2 separate regions of the Homo sapiens genome follow, and region 2 is linked to region 1. Evidence: chromatin loops called from intact Hi-C (ENCODE). Cell type or tissue: heart left ventricle. All regions are shown on one strand.

Evidence for each region. Peaks named below come from ENCODE experiments on the same cell type or tissue, not always from the same donor. Only the 100,000 strongest peaks of a DNase experiment are listed, where the experiment ranks them.
Region 2: it touches region 1 in a loop (7-fold over the local background); 66 of 110 quality-filtered maps call a loop at or near these places.

What each region holds. Positions count from the first base shown.
Region 1 is chr7:31,131,506-31,139,505 of GRCh38, forward strand. LOC107986781 (a long non-coding RNA gene) reads left to right here and starts at 3,138. Exons shown (of 3, transcript XR_001745159.1): 1 at 3,138-3,338; 2 at 6,130-6,184. RefSeq lists silencers at 3,063-3,112, 3,133-3,232. In heart left ventricle, a CTCF peak has its summit at 3,138 (motif pointing right); a DNase peak (open chromatin) is centred at 3,156; H3K27ac peaks cover 263 bases.
Region 2 is chr7:31,637,647-31,645,646 of GRCh38, forward strand. It overlaps ITPRID1 (ITPR interacting domain containing 1), which reads left to right. Exons shown (of 15, transcript NM_001257967.3): 11 at 4,530-4,612; 12 at 5,036-6,307. It also overlaps a transcript of PDE1C not described here. Among named protein-coding and RNA genes, the nearest start is that of PPP1R17, 46 kb to the right of the region's middle. In heart left ventricle, no CTCF peak of the experiment used is centred here; no DNase peak of the experiment used is centred here.

The DNA.
Region 1 (8,000 bases):
TTTAGAAACATTGCTGTAAGTACCTTTGAATACACATGAGTCAGACATATTTGGGAGGATCTGTAAATTCAGATTTAACCAATATAATAATATTAAACATTAAAAGTTTAGTTTTACTCATCTTTATCCAATGTAAACTGTATTTTATACTAATACTATAATAGAATAAGCTCCACTTTTTATATTTAACGTCTTCAGCATTTTCTAATATTTCAATTCAGTTTTTGTAATTAGCTATTTTAAAAGTCTGTCTACAATTTCAAGGAGTGAATTTGCTGAAGTTTATGTAGTAATTCTCCCTATCCCCTGTAAGAAATTGTCAAACCATTTTCCAAAGTGGTTGTACCATTTTGCATATCCACCTGAAATATAACAGAGTTCCAGCTGCTCTACATCCTCATCAGCGCTCTATGTTGTTAGCTTTTAAAAAGCTATTCTGGCCAGGCACGGTGGCTCATGCCTGTAATCCCAGCACTTTGGGAGGCCAAGGCAGGTTCGAGACCAGCCTAGCCAAACATGGTGAAACGCCGTCTCTACTAAAAATACAAAAAATTAGCTGGGTGTGGTGGCAGGCGCCTGTAATCCCAGCTACTCGTGAGGCTGAGGCAAAAGAATCCCTTGAACCACAGAGGCAGAGGTTACAGAGGCAAAAAAGTCACTTGAACCCCAGAGGCTGAGGTTGCAGTGAGCCAAAGTCACGCCATTGCACTCCAGTCTGGGCAACAAGAGTGAAACTCCGTCTCAAAAAAAAAAAAAAAAAAAAAAAGCTATTCAGCTATTCTAATAGGCGTGCAGCAAGATCTAATTATAGTTTTGATCTGCACTTCTCTAATTATGCTGATGAATATCTTTTTATGTGTTTATTTGCTACTCATATCTTTTTGGCTAAATATCTGTTCATGTCTTTTTCCAGTTTTTCTAAAAGTTGGCTAATTTGATTTCTTATTGAATTGTGAGAGTTTTTAAAATCCATATTATTTATACAAGACCTTCATCAGATATGTGATTTACAAATATCTTCCCCCAGTTTGTTGCTTGTCTTCATTGTCTTAACTGTATTTTTAGAAGAAAAGACTTTTAAAATTTTTGTCTAATTTATTAACTTTTAATTAATTAATTTTGCTAATTTTGTTTTCAGGGACTATTTTTGTGTGGCAGGAAATAGGGAGATATTGAAGAATTTTGAGCAGGGGATCAACATATTAAAAGAGACATTAGGATAAAAATTGGTTTGATTGTAGACAACAATTTAAATTGAAGTAGAAATAAATCTAGGGTAAGAGAAATTAGCTGTTACAATAAATTAGGCATGAAATAAATGAGGAATTTAGGTAAGTATGGTAACAACCAGAATTATACCTTATTAAAATTTCATCTATCTGCTTAACTAGAATCTGCTAATGATTGAATAGATTTTCTTATAGCCAGGGTTACTTCGGATGACTCCAAAGGGAAATCCAGAGACTTCCCTGATCAGCAACATGAGGAGGCCCCCAACCTCCTTAATCCTATTTGGCCAGTTCCTCCAATGCCCTTTTTAAGAAAATGTGTATCATGGTTTTCCATGCAGTCAGGAAACATAAACTTTCTAGGATGCAATTTAGTCATAATGCTTATATCTATTAGTTATTGCTATATCACAAACCACTTCAAAAGTTAGGGTCTTAAAACAACCATCAGCCGGGCGCCGTGGCTTGCTCCTGTAATCCTGGGCCGAGGCAAGCAGATCACTTGAGGTCAGGAGTTCGAGACCAGCTTGGCCAACGTGGTGAAACCACATCTCTACTAAAAGTATAAAAATTAGCCAGGCATGGTGGTGGGTGCCTGTAATGCCAGCTACTCGAGATGCTGAGGCAGGAGAATCACTGGAACCCAGGAGCGGAGGTTGCAGTGAGCTGAGATCGTGCCACAGCACTCCAGCCTCGGCGACAGAGCAAGGCTCTGTCTCAAAAAAAACAAAAACAACCAACCAACCAACCAACCAAACAAAAAACAAAACCGTTGTTTACTTAGCTCATGATTCTGAAGATTTGACCATTTGGGGTGGGAACAGCTGGGTTCTTCTGGTTCCTTCTGGGTCCTCTACTTGGCTACAGATGGCTTTGTTGATCTTGGCTGAGCTCTCTCAAATGTCCTGGTGCCTTGGCTAGCTTATTGAAGCCCAGGCTTAGCATTAACAAGTGCCTTCCATGGTATTTAATTGGACAAAGTAAGTCAAAGGCAGCCCAGATTCAAGGAGTGCATACAAGGAGGGGAATAATCGTAGGCATTTTTGCAAACAATCTGCTTCGGTGCTTATCTTCAGACCTGAGATATGGTCATGTTTGTGACATTCCTTGGAAAGAAAAGCATCCTAGAGACCTTTCTAGGAGTTACTGGTGAAGGAAGTATTTAGAAGATAAACTTTCATTAAATTCATTGTAGCAGGATCTGGGAATTAGGATCTCAAGGGGAAATCCCAACTCTTGTTGTTTGCTTCCCGTAAGAATAAGAAACAGCAGCATTATCAAGTGCTGTACTTTACTACAAATATTAACCGGCAACAATTGACCCTCTCTGGGACTTTCCATTTAGTTATTTACTGGAAGCTGTTCTGTAATTTTCAGCAGTGCTGTTATCTATGAGATTACTTTTCTTTTAGCTGTGCTGGGTTTTCAGACGCATTAATATAGCTTAATATCTCTTCCTGTTGCTTCTCTAATTAAAAGCTTGTTGGATTTCCAAATAAGAAATAACATACACAAGCACTGGTAATTCAGGCTGCTAATAATTGGGAGAAAAACTTCAGCAAGGAACAGCATCAACCAGGCATGAGGGATCTTATGATCCGGCAAAGAAAGAGGCCTAGGAGTCTGGGGAGGATTGCAGGGCAGTGATCTGGCTCTGAGCAGCTGGCCTCCCTGAGAGGGGCTGCTGCCGATGAAGGACCGCCAACAGACAGCCTGAGTATAGTGCATGTGCCCTGTCCCAAGATGGATGTTTGAATCCTGGATCCAAGAGAAGAGCTCATGTCTGTTTTTCCAATCACTGCTTGTATCCTTTCCTGCTTCCCCAAGTCCCTCATTCCTCTCCTCCCGGCGGCTTTTGCCCTCTTTGGTCCAGGCCGCAGGAAACCGTTCCTCTAGTTCTAACAATCGGCCACTAGATGGCACTAGATGTTCGGATTAAAGTGCCTTCCTGAGCTCCACGGGCCCAGGGCGAGGGCAGGCAGGGTCTGAAGACAGCTTCTCTCGGCCACCGTCATTCTCTCTCCCACTTCGCTCTTCACTTCTCATCCCTTCCTCATCCCATTTAAACATTAGATTCCTTCCAGCAGCGGTGTTTGCGTGATTTCAAAGGTAGGGAAACCGTGTGTTTCGTATGGTGGGGTGCCGGTGGAAGAAAGGGAGTTTGTGGGTTCCACAAGAACCTTAGGTGCCCGCTAAGGACACAGATCGAACTCCAGGCAAGAAAGGCACAGCGACTGCTTCCCTCTCTCGCGCCATGAGCACTGGCCTCTCTTAAGCAACCCCGCTGAGCTGTTGAATAGACCCCTCACACTGTTACTTCAAAAACTGAATTCTTGGTTGGGCGCGGTGGCTCATGCCACCCAGCACTTTGGGAGGCCGAAGCGGGTGGATCACTTGAGGTCAAGAGATCAAGATCAGCCTGGCCAACATGGCGAAACCCCGTCTCTACTAAAAATACAAAAGAAATTAGCTTGGCCTGGTAACAGGCACCTGTAATCCCAGCTACTCAGGAGGCTGAGGCAGGAGAATCGGTTGAATCTGGGAAGCAGAGGTTGCAGTGTGCCAAGATCGCGCTACTGCACTCCAGCCTGGGCGGCAGAGTGAGACTCCATTTCAAACATAAATAAAATAGGCCTGGCGCGGTGGATCACGCCTGTAATCACAGCACTTTGGGAGGCCGAGGCGGGCGGATCACGAGGTCAGGAGATCGAGAACATCCTGGCTAATACGGTGAAACCCCGTCTCTACTAAAAATACAAAAAATTACCTGGGCGTGGTGGCGGGCTCCTGTAGTCTCAGCTACTCGGGAGGGTGAGGCAGGAGAATGGTGTGAACCCGGGAGGCGGAGCTTGCAGTGAGCCGAGATGGCGCCACTGCACTCCAGCCTGGGCGACAGAGTGAGACTCCGTCTCAAATAAAATAAAAAATAAAAAAAAATAATAAAATCACATCAAATAAAACACAAAAATTGAACTCTTCCTTCTCTCCACCCTCTCTCATCCCAATCCATTCTTCTTTTTATAGTTCCATCCTCACTGATGTGAATTTTTTGTTTGTTTGTTTGTTTTCTGAGACAAAGTCTCTCTCCATCACCCAGGCTGGAGTGCAGTGGTGCGGTCTTGGCTCATTGCAAGCTTCGCCTCCCGTGTTCAAGCAATTCTCCTGCCTCAGCCTCCCGAGTAGCTGGGACAGGGCCCGCCACTACACCCAGCTAATTTTTGTGTTTTTAGTAGAGACGGGGTTTCATTATGTTGGCCAGGCTGGTCTCGAACTTCTGACCTCAGGCAATCCACCCACCTCGGCCTCCCAAATTGATGGGATTACAGGCGTGAGCCACCGGGCGGTCTCATGTCACCTTTTAACCTAATCATTTCTGGAAGCTAAAAGTCATCCTGTTTTCTTACATAAGTCTAGCGCCTTTTCCAATCTGCTACCATAATGCTCCCTAACTTCATGTCTGCCCCCACCCCTCCCTTTCCGTTTGTACTGAATAATGGCGCCGGTTTTGGGATCATCTATTTAATTACACAAGCCCTGGTATTCACACTGGGGATACAGCAGTGACTTCCAAGCTGAAACTTTAAGGATGAGTTGAAGTTAGCCAGGCAAATAGGGGTAACAGCATTCTTGATAGAGCAGATTTCAGCTGGGAGTGACTCTGCCTGGAAGGAGCCATTTGACAATATCCATAGACATTTTTGGTTGTTACGCTCTGGGGAAGGAGTGGGGTTTTCTCCTGACATCTAGTGGGGAAATCCAAGGATGCTCTAAACATCCGGCGATGCCCAGGACAGTCCCCCCACAACAAATATTAACTTCCAAATATTAGTAGTGCTAAGCTTGAGAAACCCTGTAATAGAGAAAGCTGCAGAGAGAACATGGCTTTTTTGAGAAACTGAAAGTTTTCTTAGAATGGGAATGAAGGTTGGGAGATGTGACTAGGGACCGTGGTGTGCAGAGCTGCACCTGGGAGTTTGTACTCTCTCCCCAGGCCAATGGAAGTAACTGGAGATATTGGAGCCACTGGAGACTCTATTCCAAGGGCCATTGAAAACCATTGATAGGAGGTATGGACCCTCACAAATATGTGAATGAATAGGCTCCATTTCTGTCATGGGTTTGAACCAGGCCTTCTTGTCCAGACCTCTGTAAATCAATATTGATATGCTATCAGCCTTCTGAAATAAACCATAAGTGTAATATTCACTTACTTCATAAACAAGCAAATACAGTAATTGAACTTGTGTGACAAAGCACTGTTCTATGCTTTTCAAAATGATTTTTACTTTTCATCATCCTGATGTGTCCAGAATCGGTTCCTTCCAGTGGGTTCTCGGTCTCGCTGACTTCAAGAATAACGTTGCGGACCCTCGCGCTGAGCATTACAGTTCTTAAAAATGGTGTGTCCAGACTTTGTTCCTTCAGATGTTTAGATGTGTCTGGAGTTTGTTTCTTCTGGCGGGTTCGTGGTCTCGCTGCCTTCAGGAGTAAAGCTGCAGACCTTCCCAGTGAGCCTTACAGCTCATAAAAGTGGCGCAGATCCAAAAAGCGAGCTGCAGCAACAATTATTGCAAGGAACAAAAAAACAAAGCTTCCACGCTGTGGAAGGGCATCCGAGCAGGTTGCAGCCGCTGGCTTGGGTGGCCTGCGTTTATTCCCTTACTTGGCCCCACCCACATCCTGCTGACTGGGCCATTTTACAGAGAGCTGATTGGTCCATTTTACAGGGAGCTGATTGGTCCGTTTTGACAGAGTGCTGATTGGTGCATTTACAATCCTTTAGCTAGACAGAAAAGTTCTCCAAGTCCCCACCCTACCCAAAAGCCCAGCCAGGTTCACCTCTTGCCACAGTCCTCTGTAATAAATATCTTTTTTGTTTTTTAAATCCTTATTTTTTCAGGTAAGGACACAGAAGCCCAGGGAATATAAGTAACCTCCCAAAAATCGCACAGCAGGTAAGTAATAAGGTCGAGAGTTTAATCCAGAGCTGCAAGATGGCAGAGTCCAAGTTCACAGCCATAAGCTATACTGTTATTATGCTGTTTTGCCATTATTTCCAAAGAGTAACAAAAGGAAATGATCACCCATCTTTTATATATTTCAAGGCTACTATTCATGTCTTTTATATATGTCGAGGCTACTATTTCAGTAGCCTTGAAAATAGAACATAGATTTAATGTACTTTCTTAGAAAACTTTGTTCTATGTGTATGCATTTTTTGAATAGTATAATCCAATAATAGTTGGAAAGAACTTGAAAAAAATACACTCCACATACTTATGGTCATAAAAAATAAGTATTGAATTAAAAAGTTAGGAGTAAAATAATCGAACCCAAGAAAAGCAGAAAAAATAAAAGCAGAAATGTATATGTTAGAAACTAGAAACATTTATAGAAACTAAATAAATGCATGAGTTTGTTTGAAAAATCAGAGAAATATATAAACTATTAGGTCATCTAATCGTTTTTTAAAAGGAATACCTAAAACCATGTATTAGAAATGACAATGTAGAACTAATTGCAAAACCAGAGGAAAGTAAATGAACCAGCATAACATGATTTTTGCTTAATATTTACAAATATACCTATATGAAATTGGTTGACATTATAGGAAAATATGAAGTAACAAAATGTATCTTTTTTTTTTGAAATGGAGTCTTGCTCTGTCTCTCAGGCTGGAGTGCAGTGGCGCCATCTCGGCTCACTGTAACGTCCGCCTCCCGGGTTCACGCCATTCTCCTACCTCAACCTGTATCTGGGACTACAGGCGCCCGCCACCACGCCCGGCTAATTTTTTGTATTTTTAGTAGAGACCTGGTTTCACCGTGTTAGCCAGGATGGTCTCGATCTCCTGACCTCGTGATCTGCCCGCCTCGGCCTCCCAAAGTGCTGAGATTACAGACGTGAGCACCGCGCTTGGCCTTTTTTTTTTTTTTTTTTTGAGACAGAGTCTTGATCTGTCGCCCAGGCTGGAGTGCAGTGGTGTGATCTCGGCTCACTGCAGGCTCCGCCTCCCGGGTTCAAGCAATTCTCCTGTCTCAGCCTCCCGAGTAGCTAGCACTAACAGGCACTGGCCACCACGCCCAGCTAATCTTTGTCTTTTTAGTAGAGACGGGTTTCGCCTTGTTGGTCAGGCTGGTCTCGAACTTCTGACCTCAGGTGATCCACCCGCCTCAGTCTCCGAAAATGCTGGGATTACAGGCGTGAGCCACCGCACCCGGCCCAAAATGTATCTTAAAAGAGTTAAAACATATATAGGCCAAAGACAGTAGAAGAAATAGAGAAATTTGCCAAAGAGTTACTGCTAGCCTCCACAAAATGCACCAGGCCCAGATGATTTCATGAAACTATATGACCATAACTTTGCTGAACATGGAACTTTAATGCACTTTAAATATCTGCAGAATAGAATGGAAAAAAAGAAAAATCCTTCACATTCATCTGATGATGTGAAAAACATGCTAATATCAAGCCTGTCAAAGAGGAAATAGAAAATGATAGATAAATCTTTATTTTGAATATTGATGTAAAAATTGTGAAAAGAATTCAGTAGCAGATCGATGCAAATAATATTCCATGAATTGTGTTTATTCTGATAATGTTAGAATTGTTCAGTATTAGGAAATGTGATGGTTAATTGTGTGTATCAACTTGGCTGGGCTCAGTTTCTAGATAGTTGGTTAAACATTATTCTGTGTATTTCTATGAGAATGTTTTTGGATGAGATTAACATTTATTTTATTTTATTTTTTTCTTTAAAAATTTTTTATT
Region 2 (8,000 bases), 510 kb after region 1:
GATGAGTAGATTGCGAAAATTTTCTCCCATTCTGTAGGTTGCTTGTTCACTCTGATGGTAGTTTCTATTGCTGTGCAGAAGCTCTTTAGTTTGATTAGATCCCATTTGTCAATTTTGGCTTTTGTTGCCATTGCTTTTAGTGTTTTAGACATGAAGTCCTTGCCCATGCCTATGTCCTGAACAGTATTGCCTAGGTTTTCTTCTAGGGTTTTTATGGTTTTAGGTCTAACATGTAAGTCTTTAATCCATCTTGAATTAATTTTTGTATAAGGTGTAAGGAAGGGATCCAGTTTCAGCTTTCTACAGATGGCTAGCCAGTTTTCCCAACACCATTTATTAAATAGGGAATCAGGAAGTTCATGTGGAAAATTCTTCAGGATGGGCTGCCCTCTCAACAGGTTATTAAGCAGAGGGGCTCCCACCAAAGTGTGCAGGGCCATTTGCATAGTACTGAAAAAACATTTAAAGTTCTGCATTGAGCTTTTGAAAGGTTACTGCAAGAATCATCATGAATTTTGTACCCACAGTTGATATAAGGAGGAAAACGGGTGGTATTTTTGCTAACCCTAAAGGAAACTGAAAAGTTTTAATATGGATTGAACTAATTATAACAAAGGCAGTGAAGTCTTAAATATTACACTAGTAAATTTCTTATAATAAATATATAGTGAGTATACACTATTTCCTCTGACAACACTAAACAGCTGTTCTATTACTCAGGTTAAAGGCTCTGTAAAAGTCGCACATCAGAGTTAAAGGAAAATCAGGCAGCACCTTTTCTACAAACTATCCGGTTTTATAATAACAGGTGTTTATGTTTGTAGACTTTTCTAGGTTTTTGTTATAAATCCCACACGACATTGTTAATTTTTTTTGTTTAAATAGTCAATTATCTTTTTTAAAGATGTAGATAATAAATAAATAAAATATTCAGTGCTTACCCACATGATTTTTCCTTTCAATACCCTAAAGATGTTACTCAACTGTCTTCTTACTTGGATTATTTCCAATGAGAAATCTGCCATCCTTATCTTTGTTAACTCGATATGTAATGTTCCTTTTCTCTGGTTGATTTTAAGGGTTTTTATAAAAAGTCATTGGTGTTGGGTAATTTTTCTTTCTTTTGTTTTTCGTTTGTTTGTTTTTTTGAGATGGAGACTTGCTCTGTCGCCCAGGCTGGAGTGGAGTGACCCAATCTCAGCTTACTACAACCTCCACCTCCCAGGTTCGAGCAATTCTTTTGCCTTAGCCTCCCAAGTAGCTGGGATTACAGGCACCTGCCACCACACCCGCTAATTTTTGTATTTTTTGGTAGACACGGGATTTCACCATGTTGGCCAGGCTGGTCTTGAACTCCTGACCTCAGGTGATCTGCCTGCCTCGGCCTCCCAAAGTGCTGGGATTACAGGTGTGAGCCACTGCGCCCAGCCAGTAATTTGATTTTCATGTGCCTTGGTGTAGTTTTCTTCATGTTTCTGGTGCTTGGAGTTTGTTGGACTTTGTGAAACAAACTTTTCTTTGAAACATTTCTTCAAAAGCTTTCCCTCCTCTTTGGGATTTTTCAGTTACCTATACCTGAGGCTACTTGGACTTGTCTCATCACTTGCTGATGCATTTTCGTTTTAAAAAGTATTTTCTTTTTTTAAATCTCTATGTTTCATTTGGGATAGCTTCTTATGACCATGTCTTCATGTCACTAATCTTTTCTTCTGCAGTCTCTAATCTGCTATATATATCCAGTATAAATTTTACTGGAGACGTTGTTTTCATCTCTAGACATTCAATTTGGGTTTTTTTTAAATATCTTGCATATATCCACTTAACATAGTTCATCTTTCCTCTAGCTTCTTGAACATACAGGATATAGTTTTTCTTTTGTTTGTTTGTTTTTGTTTTTTTTTTTTTTTTGAGATGGAGTCTCACTCTGTCTCCCAGGCTGGAGTGCAGTGGCGCAATCTCAGCTCACTGAAAGCTCTGCCTCCCGGGTTCATGCCATTCTCCTGCCTCAGCCTCCCAAGTATCTGGGACTACAGGTGCCTGCCACCATGCCCGGCTAATTTTTAGTATTTTTAGTAGAGACGGGGTTTCACTGTGTTAGCCAGGCTCGTCTTGAACTCCTGACCTCGTGATCTGCCTGCCTCAGCCTCCCAAAGTGCTGGGATTACAGGTGTGAGCCACTGTACCCAGGATATAGTTTTAATAAATGTTTTAATGCTCTTTCTTAATTGATAATTCTAAGATCTGCATTAGTCTTAGGGTGGTTTCAATTGATTGATTTTTCTCCTCATAATGGATCATATGTTCCTGCTTCTTTGCACACCTATTATTTTTTAATATATGCCACACATTTGGATTTTACCATATAGGTGGTAGATAGTACTATATTCCCATAAATATTCTTTTGCTTATGTCTTGGACACAAGTTACTTGGAAACAGTTTAAGTCTTTCAGGTCTTGCTTTTAAGGCTCATTAGGTGGGACCAGAGCAGCGGTCATTCTAAGGCTAATTATTTCTTACTCCTGAAGCAAGACACTTCTGAGTATTCTACCCCTCAATGTCCTGTGAAATAGGAGGTTTTGCATCTGGCTGGTGGGCACATTCCCTATTCCAGGCTCTGGATGAGTACTGGGCAGTGTTTCCCCTGATCCTTTCTGATGGTTCTCTTCCCAGCTTTTGGTGGTTTCTCACATGCATGAGCTCATCAGTACTCAGCTGAATACTCAAGAGAGACCCTCTAGAGTTCTCTCTGTGTGCAGCTCCTTCCTCTCCTCTGTGTGCCCTTTGAACTCTAGCTGGCTCAGTCTTTTTGGACTCCTAGCTCTGTTTCCTCAGCTTCAAGTGTCTGCAAGGCTCAGCCTGGGTTCCCCCTTCTCATGCCAAGACCTGTAAACTCTCTCAAAGCGCTAAGCTGGGTAACTATAGGGTTCAGATCACTTGTTCCTGTTTCTCAAGGACTGCTGTCTGTAACTGTCTGAGGTCCATTGTCTCGAAAAACTTTTTTTTTTTTTTCCACATATCTTGTCTAGTTTTTCAGTTGGTTCGGGTAGGAGGAAAAATCTAGTCCCTATTACTACAGCTTTCCAGAAGCAGAAGTCTCATTTAGATCTATGACTTGCAAATATTTTCTATTTTTTTACCCTTAACTGTGTAACAAGAGGCAATGGCTAGGTCAAAAATATGCATTCTCAAAATTTTGCTCAAAGTTTCTCAATCTCTCTAGGATTGAGCTATTTTAAAATGTATGCCCTCTGATTTTTAGCTTTTAGTTTTGTTTGAGGCTGAATTAAAGAGTGTGGAGTTTATAATGTTTAATTATACAAAATTGAGCCATTACTTTCTCTTGACTTTGGCCTCAGGCTGAGGTAGCTGGGGTTTGGGCTGGGTTGGCCAGCTCTGAGACTGTCTCCACTTGCTGTCTTTGCTCAGACACATGGACCGTTAAGGCTCTCAGGCATTGTTGTCTACAGGGAGAAGAATGATGCTGCTCTTGTGAGTGGAACTGTCCTTCAAGGTGAGGTCCAGCAGAGATCTAAGCAGAGGCTGGGATCATTTCCCTCCCTTGAACTCTTCGTCAGCAGTTGTTCAAGCAAAGGCAAATCCCCTATTTATCACTTAGGTACCAAATACTCAAGCATTGTATCTATGGACAATCAACTGTTTCCCCTTAATTCACTTCCCACACACATACCTAATCTCCCAGGACAGACAAGGCTCCTCCCTCTGCTCCTTGTATTCTAAGGAGGCCACCTTGCAACCCCCTTCCTCCTGAGAGACTTCCTATTAGAGCCTATACTGTGGTATAACTGAAAGCATTTCTCATTAAAGAAGAGAAAAAAAAATCCATAATTTAATCTTTAGCATGGTGACACTCTGGTAGCCAACTATTTCCCCCACAATATATAACTTAATATTTACGTAAGAATCTACAGATAGATTTAACATTTCATGGATGCTCCTGTTTACAAAGTCATAACCTGCCCACACGTGACTTTGCCCTTTCTCTGCATGTCCCAGCCTCTTCTGGTGGCAAGAGCAGTGATCTAAAACATGAGCACAAACTTGTAGTCATAGAAATAGTCCAGCTGAAGCTAGCAAAGGGTACTTATCCAAACTTTAGTAAAAAGAACAAGAATATGTATATATACACACACACAAATATATAAAATGTGGTCTTTCATTATTTTATTAGTGTGGCATTTAAGGCATATGTGTTTCCTTCTGGATTTTCTTTCCCTTAGTAAAGATTCATCTCACAACCATATTGTTATTTGGTTTTGAGAGACATTAGTTTCTCTTCCTTCGTTTCAGGTTTTATTCTTTGTATCAGGAAACCAGTGATGCAATTTTAACTGAACTCTCTGACAATCGAGAAAAAAATGTCCTTGGAATTCCCTCATTTGTTTTTTCTTCCACACAGTGGGCATTTCTGCAGGATCCATGGTGTGTCAGGCACCTAGAGGGGTTGATCCAAGTCCTGCTGGCTGCGTGTTTTCCCTTTAATAACCTCAAGACCTCTTTCATTCTGCAGGTGCCAGGGTGGACAGAGCAAATAGCTGCCAGTCTGACAGCAGCGGGTTCCTGGAGGAGCCGCTGGAACCGCTGCCCCTCCAGGTAGGAGGGTTTGGAACAGGGCCCTGTTGCTCATCCCTAACATCCCACTTCAGCCCTATCAACCAGGCTGCCACCCAAACCTCACTCACAGCTAACTCAGAAAGAGGGGTGTTTTAAATCAAGCCACAATTGGAAAGGTTGAGAAGGCACAAGCCACCTGCACCCAAGGGGCAGAGGATGATGGAGTCATATTAGACAAGGTGCCGGAAAGTGTGGCCTTCCTTTCCTTTTGACTTTTCTAAGCAAGGAGGCTGAGCCTCCTAGAGAGGAGGACCTTGGTAAAGAGGTAAACAGATGCAAAACCTGATGTTGCAACCCTTATCTCCTGACTCCTAAGGCAATGACAAGAAGAAAATCTCACCTTAAACCTATTGCCTCCTCCACTTCCTGACCTGTTTCCCTTTGTCCTGGTTTCCCCTACAGATGCCTTCCTTGCCAAACAGCCAGAGTCCTGCTGAGAATGGAGGTAGAAAGCCAAGAGATCAGAGCCACAGCTTAGTATCATCCCAGGACTGTCAGCTAGAGTCGGATGGGCCAGATTCCAAAAGTAGGGCGAGCATGTCTTTTTCAAGCCAAGAAGCGAATGCCTTGGAACAAAGGGCCTCAGTATCTGTGATGGAGGAAGAGTTTCTGCTTGAGGCCATGGAGGGGCCACCAGAGCTGTATATCCCAGACATGGCCTGTGCCAAGACCACCACGAGGGGAGAATGCCCAAGGAAAGACAGCCATCTGTGGCAGCTTCTGCCAATGCCCCATGCTGAGTATGAGGTCACCAGACCCACAGCCACTTCCAAATATGATCATCCTCTGGGGTTTATGGTAACCCACGTCACAGAAATGCAGGACAGTTTTGTGAGGCCTGAGGGAGCTGGCAAAGTGCAAAGCCACCACAATGAGTCTCAAAGGTCACCTGGAAATGATCATACTCAAGACAAGTTCCTTCATGTTGACTCTGAGGCCCCACGAGAAGAGGAAAGCAGTGGATTCTGTCCTCACACCAACCACAGCTTACTCGTACCAGAAAGCTCATCACAGTGTATCCCCAAGCACAGTGAAATCACACCTTATGCAACTGACCTTGCTCAAACATCTGAAAAGCTCATTCCCCACCTCCATAAACTGCCTGGAGATCCTGCCCAGGTGAAGTCAAGGTCTGGTACTTTGGGTCAGATACTACCTGGGACAGAAGCTGAGATGGAAAACCTTCCTCTAAATACTGGCAGCTCCAGGTCTGTAATGACCCAGATGTCCTCCAGCCTGGTGTCGGCTGCTCAGAGGGCTGTGGCCTTGGGGACTGGTCCCAGAGGAACATCTTTAGAATGCACTGTGTGTGATCCTGTTACCGCAACAGAAACAAGACTGGGGACAAAAGCAAGACAGTTAAATGATGCTTCCATTCAGACTTCAGCTCTAAGCAACAAGACCTTGACACATGGGCCCCAGCCCCTCACCAAATCCGTCTCTCTAGACTCAGGCTTCTCTAGTATCTGCCCAATGGGCACCTGCCATGCTATACCTGCCCACTGCTGCATCTGCTGTCATCACCACCCTCACTGCCACGGGGAGAGGCAAAGCCCTGGCCCTGAACCCTCAGTCTGTAGGCACTGCCTGTGTTCACTAACTGGTCACCAGGAAGCCCAGTTCATGACGACTTTGAAAGCCCTTCAGGACACTACAGTGAGGGAGCTATGTTCCGTAAGTGTTCACCCTGGCAAAGATGGAAAGGCAGATGCACCCGTGATAAACACCTCAGGGATAATATTCAGACTTCCTTGCTGAATGCAAGATCTCAGGGCAAACTTTTCTATTTTAAATCATGAATAACATTTGTAGAGTGCTTTATTGTTTATGATATAGTATCACACATTTCTTCTCGATACTTCCAATCAATCACCTTTAGAAATAAGCAAAGCAAATTTTATCATTAATCATCATTTTACAGAAAGGAAAACTAAGGGGTAGAGCCATGCATTCATATGTCTAAGGTTATAAGCATTAATGCATCTGTAACTCATCTCCAGTTCTAGCTGAGAAGTTCTGTGTCTTAAATTCGTTTAGCTATATAATCTTGCACAAGCCATTTAATCTTTTTGTAAAATAGGGAGACTATTCATGCACTGACACAGGATTGTTTTAGGATTAAATAAGAAGAACCCTGTAAAGCACTCAGCCCAGCATGTGGCACATGGAAATCTCTAGGTAATGTTAATTGTGTGGGTGTGTTACTCTTATATGTGTTACTCTTATAATCAATTTTTGTGACTGTTTTACATTGTTCAGGTCTTGAACTTAGAGCTTCCCACGTCAAATAGAGGGGCTTTTGGTCTACCTTTGCTGAGCCTATTTAAAGGTGGACCCTATAGTTACTGAGGACTAAATGGCTCCAGCCTTCTCTAGCCCTTGATTAATCAGTAATTGTTTAATGAGCCCTTCCAGTACCTCCTTTTTAGTAAGTTTTTAAGGTAAGAAATGATCTAGGCTTTCAGGGCCAGCCATTGATTAAAAAATTAAGACTATTGCACATAAAACCACTTGTATAGAGAGTTGAAAAGGTGAAGGGGCTGGCACAGAGAATATAGGTTGCAGCTATTCAGAGCGGGGTGAAGTGGAACCACGATTTACTGAGCACCTTCTGTTTAGTGCCTACTGAGTTACCTTCCCATTCTCTTAATTCCACAAATATTTAGTGAGTGTCTATGCTGACCATTTTCTGTTATGTCATTTAACCTTCATTTTAATCCATTCCATAAATATTTGTTGGGCTCCTAATATATGCCAGGTCCTTCCTCCTTTATAGACAAGGAAACTAGAACTGAGAGAGTTTAAATAATTATCTCAATGCCTCCTAATGACTAAGTGGGAAGTCCAAATTCAGATTCAATTTGGGTAACAGTAAATTGCTTGACATTACAGTATAAGCAAAGAAGTGTCCGACTTTAAAATATCTAAATCTATGTAAGTGTAGAATTAACATTAGAAAGTGATTATTTGAAAGATAAAGCAAATTACTACTTGGCCTTTCAATGTATAGAAATCACATTACATAAATGTGATGTAAAGAGAGTGATTACAGGAAAGTTTAAATAATTTATCAGATCATTTTTTAATTGCAAGACTCCCAGGCATTTGGAATATTTTTATATGAACCTAATATTAGTGAGAGTTGAACAGGTAAGAGAAAGCTTCATTTAGGCATAGTGATCAGTTCTAGGTATATTTTCCAAAAGTTCAGTGGAAGAAAAGAACAAAACCTAATGTATGCTGGGTGGTTCTTGAGTATCAAAAGACTTTGGTTCAAATCCTGGGTAACAGTAGGGTCGTCATCACCATAACCATCATCACCACCACCCACCACCACCATCATCATTATTTACATCATTTGTTGAGG